Regions from separate parts of the Mus musculus genome. Here region 1 is linked to region 2. Evidence: chromatin loops called from intact Hi-C (ENCODE). Cell type or tissue: heart. All regions are shown on one strand.

Evidence for each region. Peaks named below come from ENCODE experiments on the same cell type or tissue, not always from the same donor. Only the 100,000 strongest peaks of a DNase experiment are listed, where the experiment ranks them.
Region 1: it touches region 2 in a loop (12-fold over the local background); 6 of 42 quality-filtered maps call a loop at or near these places.

Annotation. Positions count from the first base shown.
Region 1 is chr8:122,831,962-122,839,961 of GRCm38, forward strand. Gm35466 (a long non-coding RNA gene) reads left to right here. Exons shown (of 3, transcript XR_388150.3): 2 at 3,097-3,225; 3 at 3,589-6,072. Among named protein-coding and RNA genes, the nearest start is that of Cdh15, 12 kb to the right of the region's middle. In heart, a CTCF peak has its summit at 3,242 (motif pointing right); a DNase peak (open chromatin) is centred at 3,240; H3K27me3 peaks cover 787 bases.
Region 2 is chr8:123,061,199-123,069,198 of GRCm38, forward strand. It overlaps Spg7 (SPG7, paraplegin matrix AAA peptidase subunit), which reads left to right and starts at 4,310. Exons shown (of 17, transcript NM_153176.5): 1 at 4,310-4,511; 2 at 5,275-5,377. The coding sequence starts at 4,329. In heart, a CTCF peak has its summit at 4,152; a DNase peak (open chromatin) is centred at 4,243; H3K4me3 peaks cover 2,717 bases; H3K27ac peaks cover 2,643 bases.

The DNA of each region.
Region 1 (8,000 bases), 230 kb before region 2:
CCTCAATTCCTTCTGGCAGTTCTTGACAGGAGTAGGGGTGATGAAAAAACTCCAAAGAATGGGCAATGCTGGCACATGCCTTTAGTACCAGCACTCAGGAGGCAAAAGCGGGTGGATCTCTGTGAGTTCAAGGCCAGCCTGGTCTACAGAGTGAGTTCCAGAACAGCGCAAGACTATCCAGAGAAACTCTGTCTTGGGGGAGAAAAAAAAAAAAAGACTCCAAAGAAAAGTAACCAGTTTATCTCTCTGCCAGAGGTGTCCTCGGATCTCTTGACAGCCTCATTCTTGCCAGAGGCCAGAGATGGCAGAAGTGTTTGGAGGTTCCTAAATGATCTGGTTCCTAAGTGATTCCAGGGTCACCTCTTTAGAGGGGGTAATAAGTACTGCAGAAGCAGTGAGGGCCTACAAAGAGAAAAAGGTCAAGAGAGTAGGATTTCTGGCCTGAATGGGGAGCTAACGTTCTAGTGGATAGAGGTCAGTCACCTGGTTGTGGACCACCCCTAGGAAGACAGGCTCACTTTAAGCCACGTTTAAGAGCTAGAATAGCAACTCGTTGCCCTAGGGGCCCAAAGGGTCATCAGAATTAAACAATCCCCGGTCACTTAGAGCAATAGCTTGCTTCTACTACAGACTTCAGAATGCTGGATGAGTCTGATGGGGTTGGAGGACAGCAGCCAGAATGTATAATAAAGACAGTGGAATTGTTAGGGACTTCTTTCCCCCTGTCGATCAGAGGTGGCTAGCCTGCTAAGGGCCAGAACTCCATTAAACCCTACCATCATTCGATCTGTGCGCATGCCTGTTTGCCCGTCTCTTAGAAGTTCTCTACAGACTTGACTTGCTTTTACACCCCTCCCCTTTGTGTCGAGTATGAATTAGCCAACCACATCAGACCGTGAGGGTGTGCTCCTGTCACTGAGATGAGACACGGTCACGGTAGAATACGACTGAGGGAGTGTCCTGCCCTGGTATTCTTGCCATCTCAGCTTAGGTCATCATTCAGTGTTCTTTGAAAAGGTTCATGTGTGTGTGTGTGCATCTGAGGGCACGTATGTCTACCGCATGCATGCAGGAGCCCGTGCAGGTCAGAAAACGGTGTCAGGTCCCTTGGTACTGGAGTGGGTGTTTGGAACTGAATACAGGTCCACTGCGGGAGCAATGATTGCTCTTAATTGCTGAGCCATATCTCCAGCCACATGGTGCACACGTTTTGCAAAAAAGAAATAGCGTTGCCAGGTTTAAAAAAAACATAATCATAAAATTGTGTCTTTAAGCCTTTTTATGAAACATTATAGAGGCCACCAAGCTAAGGCAGCAGTGTTATCTAACAGCAAAACTGAGCCAGACTGAAGAACAGGATGAAGATTCTCTCATACATCTGGAGAGAGATTTCTGTTGAAAGGAACGCCCCTGTCTTTGTAGCATCCAACATGTTTGTTTTTGTTTTTTGTTTTTCGAGACAGGGTTTCTCTGTATAGCCCTGGCTGTCCTGGAACTCACTTTGTAGACCAGGCTGGCCTCGAACTCAGAAATCCGCCTGCCTCTGCCTCCCGAGTGCTGGGATTTAAGGTGTGCGCCACCACGCCCAGCTGCATCCAACATGTAATCCACCGGTCATGCACATACTTACGTCTGGCTTGATTGAGGGTGTGAGTTTTTCATAACCCAAGTGGCCATACACGATTAGTGGCTACTGTTTCGTGGGTCAAGTCAAGAGTCTGTCAGTGGGACTTTCCTAATACCTGCTAAGAAGTCGAGGGTTGGGTACAGGAAGAGGGACGTTTTCAGTAGATAGAACTGGAACTCTTTGATGGTACTGGGTGACTGTGGCGCAGCCCACCCAGGGCAGGGCTGCTGGGGAGATCTCGTGTTCCCTTCCAGCTTTCAGAGTTAAGGTCTGGACTTGGGGTCGCTCAGGAAGGTGCTTATAGTGATAAAAGTTTGAGGGTGGGACACCTCGAGGGCCATCTGTGTGCTGAAGTCACCACTGAGTGTTACTGTAGGACAGTATTTCTAGAGCCAGGGAGTTTAGAGGTAGGGCAGCCGAGGGGCTGGGCCGCTTCTGGCCACCTCCAGGTTGCACCAGGCCCTTCCTTTGTGGGAAGATCACGCTGTTGCTCTCAAACTCTGCCTGTTCACAAAGGACTGGTCTCCTCCCTGAGCAGGCTTGCATTATAGGTGATGAGTTTACACACACTGAGCCAGTGCCTGGCCTGTGGTTTAACCTCATACTTGGCATATTGCCGGAGGGGCCGGAGCCGGCCCAGGTGGGCGACGAGCAGGCGATAACAGGCCGTGAGGTGTCTGTGAGAAAGGCTCAGGCCAGGAACCAGATCTCAGCACCGTGAGCCAATCCTCATTTGCTGCTTTACTAAGGAGGGAAGCATTCCACACTCACTGCATAGATCCACCTCAAACAGCACACTGCGAGCTCCGAAGTAACGCTGGCCCTCAGTGGCTCGGCGCACACTGTGCTGGGTCTTGTCCACTTAAGACAAAACTGGAGTTATCTGGGAAGAGGGGATCTGTTTGAGGAATTGCCTCCATCAGATGTGCCAGTGGATACGCCTGAGAGACATTGTCTTAATTGCTCATTAATGTAGGAGAGCCCGCCCACTGTGGGCGGAGCCATCCCTAGCCCAGATGAGCCTGGGCTATGTAAGAAAGTAGCTGAGCAAGCCAGAGGGTAGGCAGTGTTCCTCTGTGCTTCGGTTGCTGACTCCCAGTTCCTGCTTTAGGCTTTGACCATGTTTTCTCTCAGTGACTGGTAGGACAGCAGCTCAGAGAAAACTACCACAGGTATCGTCCTGTGGGTCTGCCTGGGTGTGTCAGCATCAGTGCCCGGGAAGCCTAGCGAGGCTGAGGGAGTTTTGAAGTGCAGTTGATCCCCAGTCAGCACAAGGTGGCCACAGTTGTTGGTGGTGGTTTTTGTTGGTTTTTTTATTTTTCCAGCCAGGGTTTTTCAGTGTAGCCGTACTTGGTCTGTCATGAGCCCCCTATCGGATGAGTAGACATCTGTACTGTCTCCCCAGGAAACTCACTCTGTAGACCAGGCTGGCCTTGAACTCAGAGATCCACCTGCCTCTGCCTCCCCAGTGCTAGGATTAAAGGCGTGCGCCACCGCGATCACCTGACTGCAAGCGACTGTTCTTTTCCTGTGTGCTCTTGAGAGCTTCTGGACCACATTGCCCATTATGGGGCCTGAAGGCTGTGGAACATCGTGCAGTAAGTACATCCTGTCACCAGCAGGGGGCAGACAGAGCCCTTGGCACTGGATGGGGCATCTCAATATAATACCTCTATAGATAGACTCCTCTGTCCCTGGGAGGTGCTTAAAGAGCCAGAAAACCTTCTATAGGAGCCACCCCACGCCCACCCCCCCCCCCAGGTCGGGGCTCATGTGCCTTCCTGATTTGCCCCCCTGCACCCTTTTCCACTTAAGGTCTGGCCCTGTTGTGTAACAAAATTTCCTGGGGAGACATTCCACATGTCTATTCACCCATCCCCCCGACCCCCAACAGACCCAAGTACAGATACCAGGAAAGCCCAACTTGGGGAGCCAGTGGGTTTTATTGGTGTTTCTTACAGGAGCAGAAATTACTCAAAGACAGTTGTATCACCAAGGCTCACGGCAGCATGGGTGACAGCTCACAGAGCTGGGAGCCTCGAGAGCACTGCACAGCCTGCAGGCAGCACGACAGGTTGGAGGTGTCCTTTCCAGTCTGTGCTCTAACCCTCTGCCAGGCAGCTCTGCTGGTTTCTGCTTCTTCCGGGCAGCTGGTCTGCGTTAAGAGTCTTTGGAGCTTGGTTCTGCTCTTCTGCAGAGGGAATCTCGGTTTCTATTGCTTACTCTGGCATGGATGGGCCTGGTGAATCTAGTCTGTTTTAGGGACTTCCTGAAGCTTCCTGAGTTATTTAGGGTTCCTATTGCTGTGAACAGACACTGTGACCACAGCAATTCTTATAAAGGAAAACACTAAATTGGTGCTAGCTTACAGTTCAGAGTTATCATCATGGCAGGAAGCATGGCAGCACGCAGGTACATGTGGTGCTGGAGAAGGAGCTGAGAGTTCTACATTTTGATCCATGGCAGCAGAAGGAGACTCTGTGTCACAATGGGCATAACTTGAGCATATATGAGGCCTTAAAGCCAGCCTCCATGGTGAAACGCTTCCTCCAACAAGGCCACACCTCCTCTAACAAGGCCACACCTCCTAATAGTGCTACTCCCTAGGGGTCACACGTTCAAACACAAGTCTATGGGGTTCAAATGACCACACTGAATGTCCACCACGTCTCCTCCATAAATCTCTGGCCAATACCGACAGTAATCTCTAGTTTGGTCATAGAGAAAGCAGCCACAGGGACAGGTGTCTTAGAAGTTGATTTAGGCTTAGTGGTGATGGCCTGCTGGTGAGCCTCAGAAACCCTGCCAAGCAGGTGAAGGGACAGCTGAGCCTACGTCCCTTACACCTCAAGTCTCCATAGTGCGCTGCCGATGAGAGGGAGTAAGAGCGGGTGGAAAAAGAAAAGGTAGGGGATTAGGTAATCTAGTTTACTGTCCCGGCTGCCATCGGAGAACAGCAGCCATGGTCCTGCGCTACCCCATGGCCGTGGGCCTCAACAAGGGCCACGAGGTGACGAGGAATGTCAGCAAGCCGAGACACAGCCGGTGCTGCAGGTGCCTCACCAAGCTCACCAAGTTCGTACGTGGGGGAACAAGATCCCAGAGGTGTGCGGCTTCGCACCCTATGTGCGGCGCGCCATGGAGTTGTTCAAGGTGTCCCAGGACAAGCGCACACTCAAGTTCATCAAGAAGAGGGCGGCCAAGGATTGATTTAAAAAAAAAAAAAAAAAGGATTAGGTAATCTAAAATTTCATTGGCGGGTCCTGGAGGTCAGTGGCCTGCATTCCTGTCATGAATGTTTAACCATAGGATCAGATAGGGCTGCCCAGCACAGGTGGCCCATTCCAAGATAAGATATTTCCCCATGTGTGCCGTTATCCCCGGGCTGTTCTTTGAGAGGGGGTTATGGTCTTGTTCTGGATTTTACGGTCTGTTCCTGGAGCTGGCGCCTTATGGCCTTTTTTCGAAATCAGGCCTGGTCCTTACATGGAGACAAATGGGGTTTATGCTGTCCTTCCAAAGAGGTTGAGGCGATTGCTGATGGGTGAAATTCCAGAGGAGAGCACAGAGACGGCCTAAACAAGGTGGAGAAAAGGTGGCTGGAGAGGTAGCTGGGACGTGCAGCCAGGAGGCACAGTCGGCCACCCATGAATGAGTCTGAAAGGGGGGTGGGGTTGGAGGAGAGACAATGGCAGGAGTTTTATCCAATCTACGTGGAGGTCTCCTGGAGACAGGGTTTCTCTGTGCAGCCATGGCTGTCCTAGAACTCATTCTGTAGACCAGAGCCTCGAACTCACAGAGATCCACCTGCCTCTGCCTCTGCCTCCCAAATGCTGGGATTAAAGGTAAGGGTCACCCCACCCCACGCCCCTGCCCTACATGGAGCTCCTGAGAGAGCGTGATAAGGATGTTTTTAGGAGAAAGCAACTGGCTTATTGCACCTTACCTGGGGACAAGGAAACGCTATGCTCTGCTCTGCTCTGCTCTGCTCTGCTATGCTATGCTATGCTATGCTCTGCTAAGGGCTTTAAGCTGAAGATTTGAGAGGTAAATTTGAGGCCTCTGTCTGATTGAAGGGAGGTGGGATCTCTGAAACAGGATGATCTCCCTGGGAAGACTGGAGACAACCTGTGACCTCAGAGGTGGGGAAAGCCTCCACCCACTCTGAAAATGCGTGTACCGAAGCTAAAAGGCGTTTGAAATGTCCAATGGTGGGCACATGGGTGAAGGCCAGCCACGGGCCATCTCAGGGAGGAATCTCCCAGCTTAAAGAGCAGGTAAAGAAAGATCCCTGTGCCTGGGGTGGGATTAGAAGTTTGACAAATTTTATAAGAAATAGCGATAGCTCTTAGAAAGGATAGGCCGACCTGCGGGTTGGCTGTAAATAGATTTTATTTATTTTTTTAAACATAACCATTTTTAAAGAATTATTAATACGATTTATAAATAAGATTTGTTTATTTATTTTATGTATATGAATATGTTGTCGCTGTCTTCAGACACACCAGATGATGGCATCGAATCCCATTACAGGTGGTTGTGAGCCACCATGTGGTTGCTGGGATTTGAACTCAGGACCTCTGGAAGAACAGCCAGTGCTCTTAACTGCTGATCCATCTCTCCAGCCCATAAATAGATTTTAAATGAGGTGAAGGATAGGTGCAGACAAGATAAAATTTGCCTAGCATCTGGGGATGATGATTAAAATCTGGGTTATAACATGAAACTTCCTTGTGGCCTTCGAGTAGGATCCTGACCTCTGGAAGCTTTGCCTTCAGATACCTGGACGGCTTGGTTATCCCCTCGGAGACAATGGAACTGTCTGCTGGGTGTGCTTGACAGCGGGCGATTCTTACGGCCATGGCGGGCACAAGGCCTTTAGCATGGCCACATTTGGTTTGAATAGGTTATTGTCTTCCCTTTGTCCTTAAGTCCAAAATCCCTCCAAGTGGCTGTGTGTGACAGGAGAGTATGGAAGGTATTTTTAGAGTCTGTAGAAAGGTGTAGGGGTTGTCCCTTTGCTAATCCAAAGGCCTGGATAAGAACCAGTAACTAGTTCACCGCGTTGGTTTGTGTTTCGGGCTGGAAGAGCCGGCATCTCAACCACCTTGCTGTCCACAACAGTGGCATAGCCTGCCTTTCAGACTCCTGCATGCCAAAAGGGGCTGCCCTCTGTGTACCAAGTGTGAGTATCCTGAAGTAGTGCTCCCTTGTGTGTGTGTGGGGAGGGGGGTGAGGGGGTATTTCTAGGGTCTTCATGCAGCAGTGAGATGAGGAATATCTGAGATTGATTGGAAAAGGAGATTTGAAATGTCGAGAGGTGGGCATGGCTGGAAGGCAAGTGTAGTGTCCTCTCCCAGTGCTACCTGAAGGGAGAAACTCAGGCAGTGGGACTGTTTGGAGACCCTCGGATGTCAGGGTAGGCAGTGGTGTGGGAAAGGACAGTAATAGGCAACCTGGAGGCTAGCTTTTGGGATTTGCATATAAGAAGTCTGGCTGTGGCCAGAGCACACAGGCAGGGTGTCCATCCTTGGATAGTATGGTCCAGTTGGTTCCCATAAGTATGCAACAGGAGCAAAGAAGGTGCTAGTTGGCAACCCAGCACCCCGAGGGGATGTCCCTCTCTGTGACATAGAGAAGGAGCGCGTCAAATCTGAAAAGTGTAGGCCCGGGGCCTGGAGGAGGGCCTGCTGAAGCTTACACAAGGGTTTAGGAATGGGGCAAGCAAGGGTATGTGTAAGGGGCTAGGGCCACCTCATATAGGGAGTGAGCGTAGGAAGCGGGGAGGCAGGAGTGAGGAAGCAGTCGTCCCCAGTGACTACAGGCGACTGAATGAAACGTTTTCTATCTAGGACAGTGGCCTTCTAGCTGGTGCAGATAAGTAACCCGAGGAACGGTCAGCTGGACTTTAGAGGGTGAATTCTGTATCCCTGGTCAGGTGGGAGGTTTAATAAAGTAGAGGTGTCAGCCTGGCTGATTTTCAGGGATAGACTACAAAAGAGAAATTCATCTGCATATTTGTATAAGCTTGGGTTTAGGCAGAGACAAAGAGAGTAAATCAGAGGCCAGAGCCTGGCCAAGTAAACTCAGGCTGTCCCCAAGCCCCTGGGGTAGGATGAGCTGGGTAGGATGGTGGGTGTCCATGTCAGTCAAGTAAAGGCAAAGATATCTTGTGACTGGGGTTGAGAAGAACTGAAAAAAAGGCAACCTAAGGTCTACAGGAAATGGGGGCCCGTGAGGGGACTGTGGAGAGGAGAATAGAGGGTTCGTGTACTGCAGGGTGGAGAGGAGCCACTGCAGAGTTGTCAGGTCAGAGGTCCTGAGCCAAGCTGTCGGTGCTATGGAGCTTTTAACTGTGAGTAAGAGGGGGCTA
Region 2 (8,000 bases):
CAATGTTTATAAAGAGAGGCCCATTGGTTGTGCAAACTTTATATGCCTCAGTATAGGGGAACACCAGGGCCAAAAAGTGGGAGTGGGTGGGTAGGGGAGTGGGTGGGTAGGGGAGTGGGTGGGTAGGGGAGTGGGTGGGTAGGGGAGTGGGTGGGTAGGGGAGTGGGTGGGGGAGGGTATGGGGGACTTTTGGGATAGCACTGGAAATGTAAATGAAGAAAATACCTAATTAAAAAAAAAAAAAAGAGGAGAGGCAAGCCATTCTTTGCAGACTTTGATCTTACAACTCTGTAAGAAAAAAGAAAACTATTCTGGTGTCCTACTGTGGGAATAAATTCACTCTTTCCTGTCTTCTTTTTCTACCAAAATGAATAAATGTGCTTAAAAGCCAAAACAAACAAACAAACCAACAAAGCTTATTTTAAAAACAATAAGAAAATAAAAGGCCTCACTGGCAGTGAGACCTGCCCGCCCCTGGCAGCACCCACACCCCATGTCACTGACAGTGAGACCTGCCCGCCCCTGGCAGCACCCACACCACATGTCACTGGCAGTGAGACCTGCCCGCCCCTGGCAGCACCCACACCCCATGTCACTGACAGTGAGACCTGCCCGCTCCTGGCAGCACCCACACTACATGTCACTGACAGTGAGACCTGCCCGCCCCTGGCAGCACCCACACTCCATGTCACTGACAGTGAGACCTGCCCGCCCCTGGCAGCACCCACACTGCATGTCACTGGCAGTGAGACCTGCCCGCCCCTGGCAGCACCCCACACTCCATGTCACTGGCAGTGAGACCTGCCCGCCCCTGGCAGCACCCCACACTACATGAAAGTGGGTGATAAAGATTGAAGAACCTCCATACAGTTTGCTTCAAACATGCCAAGCTAGCTCTGCCTCCCTTCAGACAGAATGCTGTCCAAGCTGTGGGCAGACAATGCAGGGAAGTCTACTGCCATGCTTTGCTAAGACAGGGCTAGCAGTCCTTCCTGACTCCTGCTTCACAAAAAGTCTGCCATTTATCCTGGGTCTAAAGCCTAGAGACGGTGCCGCAACACTGCAGAAGTGTGGTGGTGACTGTCCAGGGAGCTAACGACTGCTGTCAGTTCTACAGTTTTGTGAGCTGCTTGCTCTGCACTTCCTGTTTATGTGGCTAATATTCACCTGTCACAGGTTTTTGATGGGGTTGAAGACTAGATAGAGTCTCACCATTAACCTTAAGTTGTTTAGGATTTAAGAAAATGTTTAAAGGTCCAAAAAGATATTTATGGGTTGATAAACCCAAGTTATGATAGGAGATGATTTAAGTAGAGAAGTTTGAACTCACCACGGTGGGGTAGAGAGTGGAATACTTTCTCCAAGTTTGCTAAATGCATTTGGACTGGACATTGTGAATGTAATCTTACCTGATAGTTTTCATAATTCGTTTTTTGTTTGTTTGTTTGTTTGAGACAGGGTTTCTCTATGTAGCCCTGGCTGTCCTGGAACTCATTCTGTAGACCAGGGTGGCCTTGAACTCAGAAATCCGCCTGTCTCTGCCTCCCAAGTGCTGGGATTAAAGGCATAATTGTTCTTATTATATGCAGCTTATTGAAGTTAGAGAAAGAGACTTTTATTGTACTAAAAGGGGGAGATGTAGGGCTAATCTCCTGTGTACTGTGTGGAAGCACCACCTGTCTATACAAAGCCGATGGTCAATAAGCTGAGGCAGGATTAGAAGGCGGGACTTCCAGTGGAGAGAGAGCCAGGCAGGTGGCTTTCTCACCACTGGAACACGGAGGACATGGGCACAAGAAGCTGAGGAGAGGAAGCCAGCCACGAGGTGGAACTCAGGTTAGAATAAACGGGATATTAACTTAAGAGTTAGCTGGGGAACGAGCTAGCTTATGGCCTAGGCATTTATTATTAATGTTAAGCCTTTGAGTTATTTGGGAACTGGGGCACAGGTGGAAAAGCTCGCGGTTATAAGCTGATCTCGTCTCCTTGTGGAAGGAGGCTGGGATGACAGATTTTGCAATGCGTGTGGACTTTCCATCCTTTCTGGAGACTGAATTTACATGGAAGGCTTCCCACCACGCCCTTTGTTCACAGGGCCAGTTCCCTAGCCTGTTTTTAAAAATTGTCTTAAAATATTTTTCATTTTTAGTTGTTTATTTAATCTTGAGGAAACACTTTTCCCAAGATGGGCCGGCTCACTTACACTGAAGACAGTACCCTCTATCCACCTCCAGAGTGCTTGGTGCACAACTGTTACTCCTGGCTCTATTTTTTTCTAAATCTGTAAAATACACTCTTTACTTCAAATGCTAGAGACATGGCTCAGTGGTTTAGAGCACCAGCTGCTCTTCCAGAGGACTTGGGTTTAATTCCCAGCACCCACATGGCATCTCGCAACCATCTGTAACTCCAGTGCCAGGGGATCTGATGCCCTCTTCTAGCCTCCCTAAGCACCAGGCACACACTAGGTGCCTTGCATGCAGGCAAAACATCCACACGTATAGAAATGAACTAAAATATTTACGGAGCGGGAGAGATGGACGCGTGTTGCTTTTTTGGAGGACCCAGATTGATCCCCAGCACCACCCGGGGGTTCACAATCACCTAAAATTCCAGTTCCAGGGCATTCAATGTCACGTTCAGACCTCTGAGGGCACCAGGCTGGCACATATACACTTACATATAAGCAGGTAAAACACTCAGCCCATACAATTAAATGATTTAAACTTTCACTTCTGCGTGGCACGGTGTGTGCATGCCTTTGATCCAGCCCTGAGGGGGCAGGGGCAGGGAGATCTCTTGTGAGTTTGAGACTGGCTAGGACTACATAGTAAGATAATTTTTATTTATTTATTTACTTCAGAGAGTTTGCTTGACATGAAGCCAGGCACCAGTCAGCACCGAGAAGGCTTATTGTTTGAATTATTTAGTGTTAAGGGACTTGGAGAGTACAGAAAGACATGGAGTGGAAGGAAAGGCACCGAGACTGCTTTGGGGGCTTTCTGCAGTTAGACTACCAGGCACCAGCCTGGCATGGACTAGCAGGACTCAGAGCTTCAGTGGCCCTGCCCAGGCCTGGGATTGCAGCTGTCCATGGGTGGGACAGCAAGCTCTCCCTTCTGTCTCTGCACAAATGAACTGTCAAAGCCAAATGGTATGAAGCTCGGGATGACGGGTGCTCCTCAGGGGCAGTGAGTATAATTAAGGGGGCTCTTAATTTGGTCATAAACACAGTCCACAGGAACAAAGAATGCTAGTGGTTGCCTGATGCTAAGGGAGTTGGAGAAATGGGTAGTAGACCACTAATGGCTATAAGGGGGGGAGGGGTCTGGAAAGATGGCTCAGTGGTTAAGAGCACTGTCTGCTCTTCCAGAGGACACGGGTCCAATCACCACTTTAAATGTTTTATTTAATGTGCACTGGTGTTTTGCTTGCATGTATGTCTGTGGGAGGTTGTCGAATCCCCTGGAACTGGAGTTACAGATGGTCATGAGCTGCCATGTGGGTGCTGGGAATTGAACCTGGATCCTCTGGAAGAGCAGCCAGTGCTCTTAACAGCTGAGCCATCTCTCCAGCCCCTCCAGTTCCGACTTTAGGAGCCCCCCTCCCTCCCTCTCTAAGATTGAGGGCACCGTTTTCCTACTCTGTATGTAGCTGCTGCCCTGTGGTCTCACACACCACTGGCTCTAAGTTGATTCTGTAGCCAGCCAGGGGCATCCCCCGGATCTCTGATGTTCAGAAAAACTGGTTCATTCTTGTCAGGCCGGCACACAGGAGACGGAGCTTGAGTTTGAAGCCAGACTGTTGCACAGCGATACTGTATTTAAAAAAACAAATAACCAAAACCAAGAGGCAGGTGGATCTCCGAGTTCGAGGTCAGTCTGGTCTACAGCGAGAGGACAGCTAGCACCACACAGAGAAACAACAAAATAAATACGTACAGGAAGGACGGAAGTGGCCAACAGGAACCACCAAATCGCACCCCAAAGAAAGAGATAACGTGAAAAGCGAATCGTGTATCCACTTGCCAAGTACTGGAAACCGCAACTTGGACTGTTAATAAAACACAAGAGAGAAAAATACCGGGTAACCGTAGCCTGTCTCTACGTGAACCCGCAGGCTGCGGGCTGCTAGCTTTCGCGCTGCGCACCCTGCTGACTCTCGAGGTTTCGCAGCTAACCTTGCGGATACCAGACGGTTCGGACCGCGCAGGCGTCGCCAGGAGCGCGCGACCTTCAACCCCGCGCAAGCGCAAAGGGAGGCCGCCCTCAAAAACCTGACCGTTAGGGCGGCCGGAGCCGCACTGCGCAGGCGCCGCTTTCGGCACCATGGCGGCCGCCTTGCTGCTGCTTCGCGGGCTCCGCCCCGGCCCGGAGCCCCGGCCCCGACGGCTGTGGGGCCTGCTCTCAGGCAGGGGCCCAGGCCTCTCGTCCGGGGCTGGGGCCAGGCGGCCGTACGCGGCCCGCGGGACTCCGGTTGGCCCGGCTGCGGCTGGAGGCCACGCGCCTCAGGTAACCCGCTCGGAGCCCGGCGGCGGCGGGTGTGGCGGGTCGGTCCGCGCCGACCGGAAGTGCGCCTGCACCTCGCTCTTCCGCAGGAGGATGGCTGCTGTGGGCTCCCCGGGACGGGAGGCAGCATCTGCCTCGGGTGGTTCGTCTCTCCCTGGCGTGTGTGAGAGAGACGCCCTGTATCACTGTCCCTGGCGGCTTCAAACTGAGTCCTGGTCACCCGTGCCTTTCCGTCCTCTTCTTTCTGGTCTGGAGGCAGGCGTTCATGTGTACTCGGAGCAGCCCTTGGACTCCCGATCCTTTTGCCCACATAGGTGGTGCACACTTGCAATTTCAGTATTTGCTGGTAGGACGAGGCCAGGAAGATTGTGAATTGGAGACTCAAACTGGGCTGTGGGTGAAAGTTAATTGACTTTTGTTTCTTCGGTTTTTTTGTTTTGTTTTGTGGCTGAGTCCAGTGAAATTCATTGATGGAGTTGATTGACACTTTCCCTTGGCCCCTCCCCTTCTTGGGAGGCAGTTCTAGGATGGAAACCGAGGAGGGAGAGATTCTCAATACACAGTTGAAGATGACTTTGAACTTTTGATGCTCCTGCATCCCCTCCCAAGTGCTGGGATTACATGCATGCGCCACTGTACCCAGTTTTAAGGAGGTACTGGGGATCAAATCCATAGCTTTCTGCATGCTAGGCAAGGACTTTGATTAGGCCTGTGTTGTTGTGGTATATGGTCTTAGTGTTACCTCGGTCTTTTTCTCTTTTTACAGAGTTTGCTATTGCGAATACTGACCCCTAGCTTTGAAGGTATTAGCGGATTGTTACTGAAACAGCATATAGTTCCAAATGCAGTCAGACTGTGGCCGCTTTCAGGTGTGTATGCATTGCATGGTCCATTACTGAGGGACACAGGTTTTACTGTAGTCCTATAAGAGCATAGTGGAAGAGGACAAAACCAAACAAACCAGGTCTTACATGCCTGTAATCTCAGCACTAAAACAGGGGCTGCCAGTTGGAGGTCAGGCAGAACTAGCTAGTGAAACCCTGCTGGCCCCCTGCTCACCCCCACCCCCCACCCAAAAAAACAAAAGGTTTTATGTTGTCTGAGAGCACAGCACTTGCTGCAGTGAGCAGGGCTCGCTGTGATGTTCAGTAGAGTAGCCTAGGAGCAGAAGGCCATGCTGTGTGTGCAGCAGCATCCACCATCTCAGGCTGTGTGCATGCACTCTAGTCTAAGAGTGGAGGCTCCTTGGCAGGTGACAAGTGACATAGGAGAACGTCACTAGTTAGACACTGACCAGAAGACTAGGAACACCCAGCCACTAAGAGTACCTTTGATTCTTTTAAAAAACAAAACACCTGAACTTGTGACCCTCTTCAGTCCTGAGGTTACAGGTATGTACCACTCTGTCCAGTGTTATGTGAAGCTAGGGATTGAACTCAGGACTTTGGGCATGGTAAGCAAGTACTCTAACAACTAAGCTATATTTTCATTGTAACCTTTGGTTCTTTGTGCTGTGAGCTATGTTAGCCCTGTTATGGATAATCTGAAGTGAAATGTATAGCTAGGGGCTGTGAGCACTCCTTGATCATCCTGCCTGTCCCTTCCCAATGGGAGCACGTGAGACCCCACTCCTCACCTGGGGGTTGCAGACTGGTTTGTTTGGTTTTGTTTTCTTGAAACAAGGCATTAATTTGCAGTCCAGCCTGGCCTTGAACTTAGAATCCTCCTGTTCTCACCCTCCAGGTGCTGGGATTACAGGTATGTGCTACCAGGCCTAGACTTCTCTTTGCTCACTTTAAGTGTTTTATTTTGTTTCCCCGCCCCCCACCCCGTGTGTGTGTGTGTGTGTGTGTGTGTGTGTGTGTGTGTGTCAGAGAGAGACACAGAGACAGAGACAGACAGAGACACAGAGAGAGAGACAGAGAGAGAGAGAGACAGACAGACAGAAAGAGAGAGAGAGCGTGAGCACACAGAGTGCAGGGATACTCCCTGTGGGTTCTAGGAATTAAATTGAGGTCATGAAGCTTGGCAGAAAGTCCCTCTGCATCTTGAACCATGTTATTAGCCCTCATTTACAAAATCTAAGTGGTGTGGCCTAGTGAGATGGCTCAGCAGTTAAGAGCTACTTTTCCAGAGGAACCAGGTTTGGTTCCCAGAACCCATATGGCAGCTCACAACCATCTGTAATGCCTACTCCAGAGGATCCAACCCCTTTTTCTGGCCTTCACGAGTGCTGCACACACAGTATACAGCCGTACGTGCAAAACACCCACATATGAAAATCACTTTATCTTAAAAAATAAATAAAACATTAAGTTCCATTGTTGTTGCTGTTGTTCTTTCTGGATTGCTTTTTAAAACAAACAAGTTATTTAATTATTAGGAGACAGGGTTTCTCTGTGTAGCCCTGGCTGTTCTGGAACTCTGTAGACCAGGCTGTCCTCAAACTCAGGTCTTGCCTCTGCCCCCCAATGCTGGGATTAAAATTCTACAGACCCTCTGCTTTAGCTCAAAGGACATTCGGGTTTGTTGCCCAGTTGGAATGAGGAACAGTGGAATGCCTCGACCCTAACTTGAAGGGAACAGCCTGTGTTGGCAGTGGGCTCACCTGCTGAGTTTCATTTGAATTTCTTCCCCTGCTCTGTGACTGATGTAAATCGGACACATAATACACCTCTCCTGCCAGAACTTCAGTGTTGACTTCTAGCGGGAGGAAGGCAGTTTTGCTTCTGATTGTTTGTTTTTGAGTCAGGGTTTCTTATGTAGCCCTGGCTGCCCTAGAACTCACTCTGTAGACCAGGCTGGCCTTGAACTCACAGAGATCTGCCTGCCTCTGCCTTCCAAGTGCTGGGATTGAAGGCGTGTGATACCACACCTGACAAGCTGCTAAAGTCTTTATGAAGAAAACTAGACTTGGGGCTGGAACTGTGGCTCATAGGTTAAGAACATCTACTCCTCTCCAGAAGAGCTGAGTTTAGTTCCCAGCACCCACTTGGGGCAGCTCACAACAGTCTGGGACTCTGGATTCTGACTTCCATAGGAATAGGCGTGTATGATACACATACAAGCAGGCAGGCGAAACACTCAGAAAAAAAATTGGTTTTAGTTTTTTTAATCAATTTTTAATTTTTTGTTCATTTGGGTTGTTTTTTTTTTTTTTTTATCTGGAATGGGGTTTCTCTATCTCCTTGGCTGTCCTGGGACTTGCTTTGTAGACCAGGCTGGCCTCAAACTCAAGAGATCTGCCTGCCTCTGAGTCCCAAGTGCTAAAAGCATATGCTACCACACCTGGCTAAAACTATTTATTTATTTTAAGAAGAAACAGACTTGATGCCGTGGTGACTTTTCTCTCTGATCTGTTGAGACTTTGGACAAACCCAGGCCTTTCCTGGTGTGCGTGCCACCTTCTGCCAGCCTGTCCTTGGCAATGGCAAGGGGGCTGCTGCTGTTACCACAGATGCCAACACCATTGTGTCATGTATCTGTATAAAC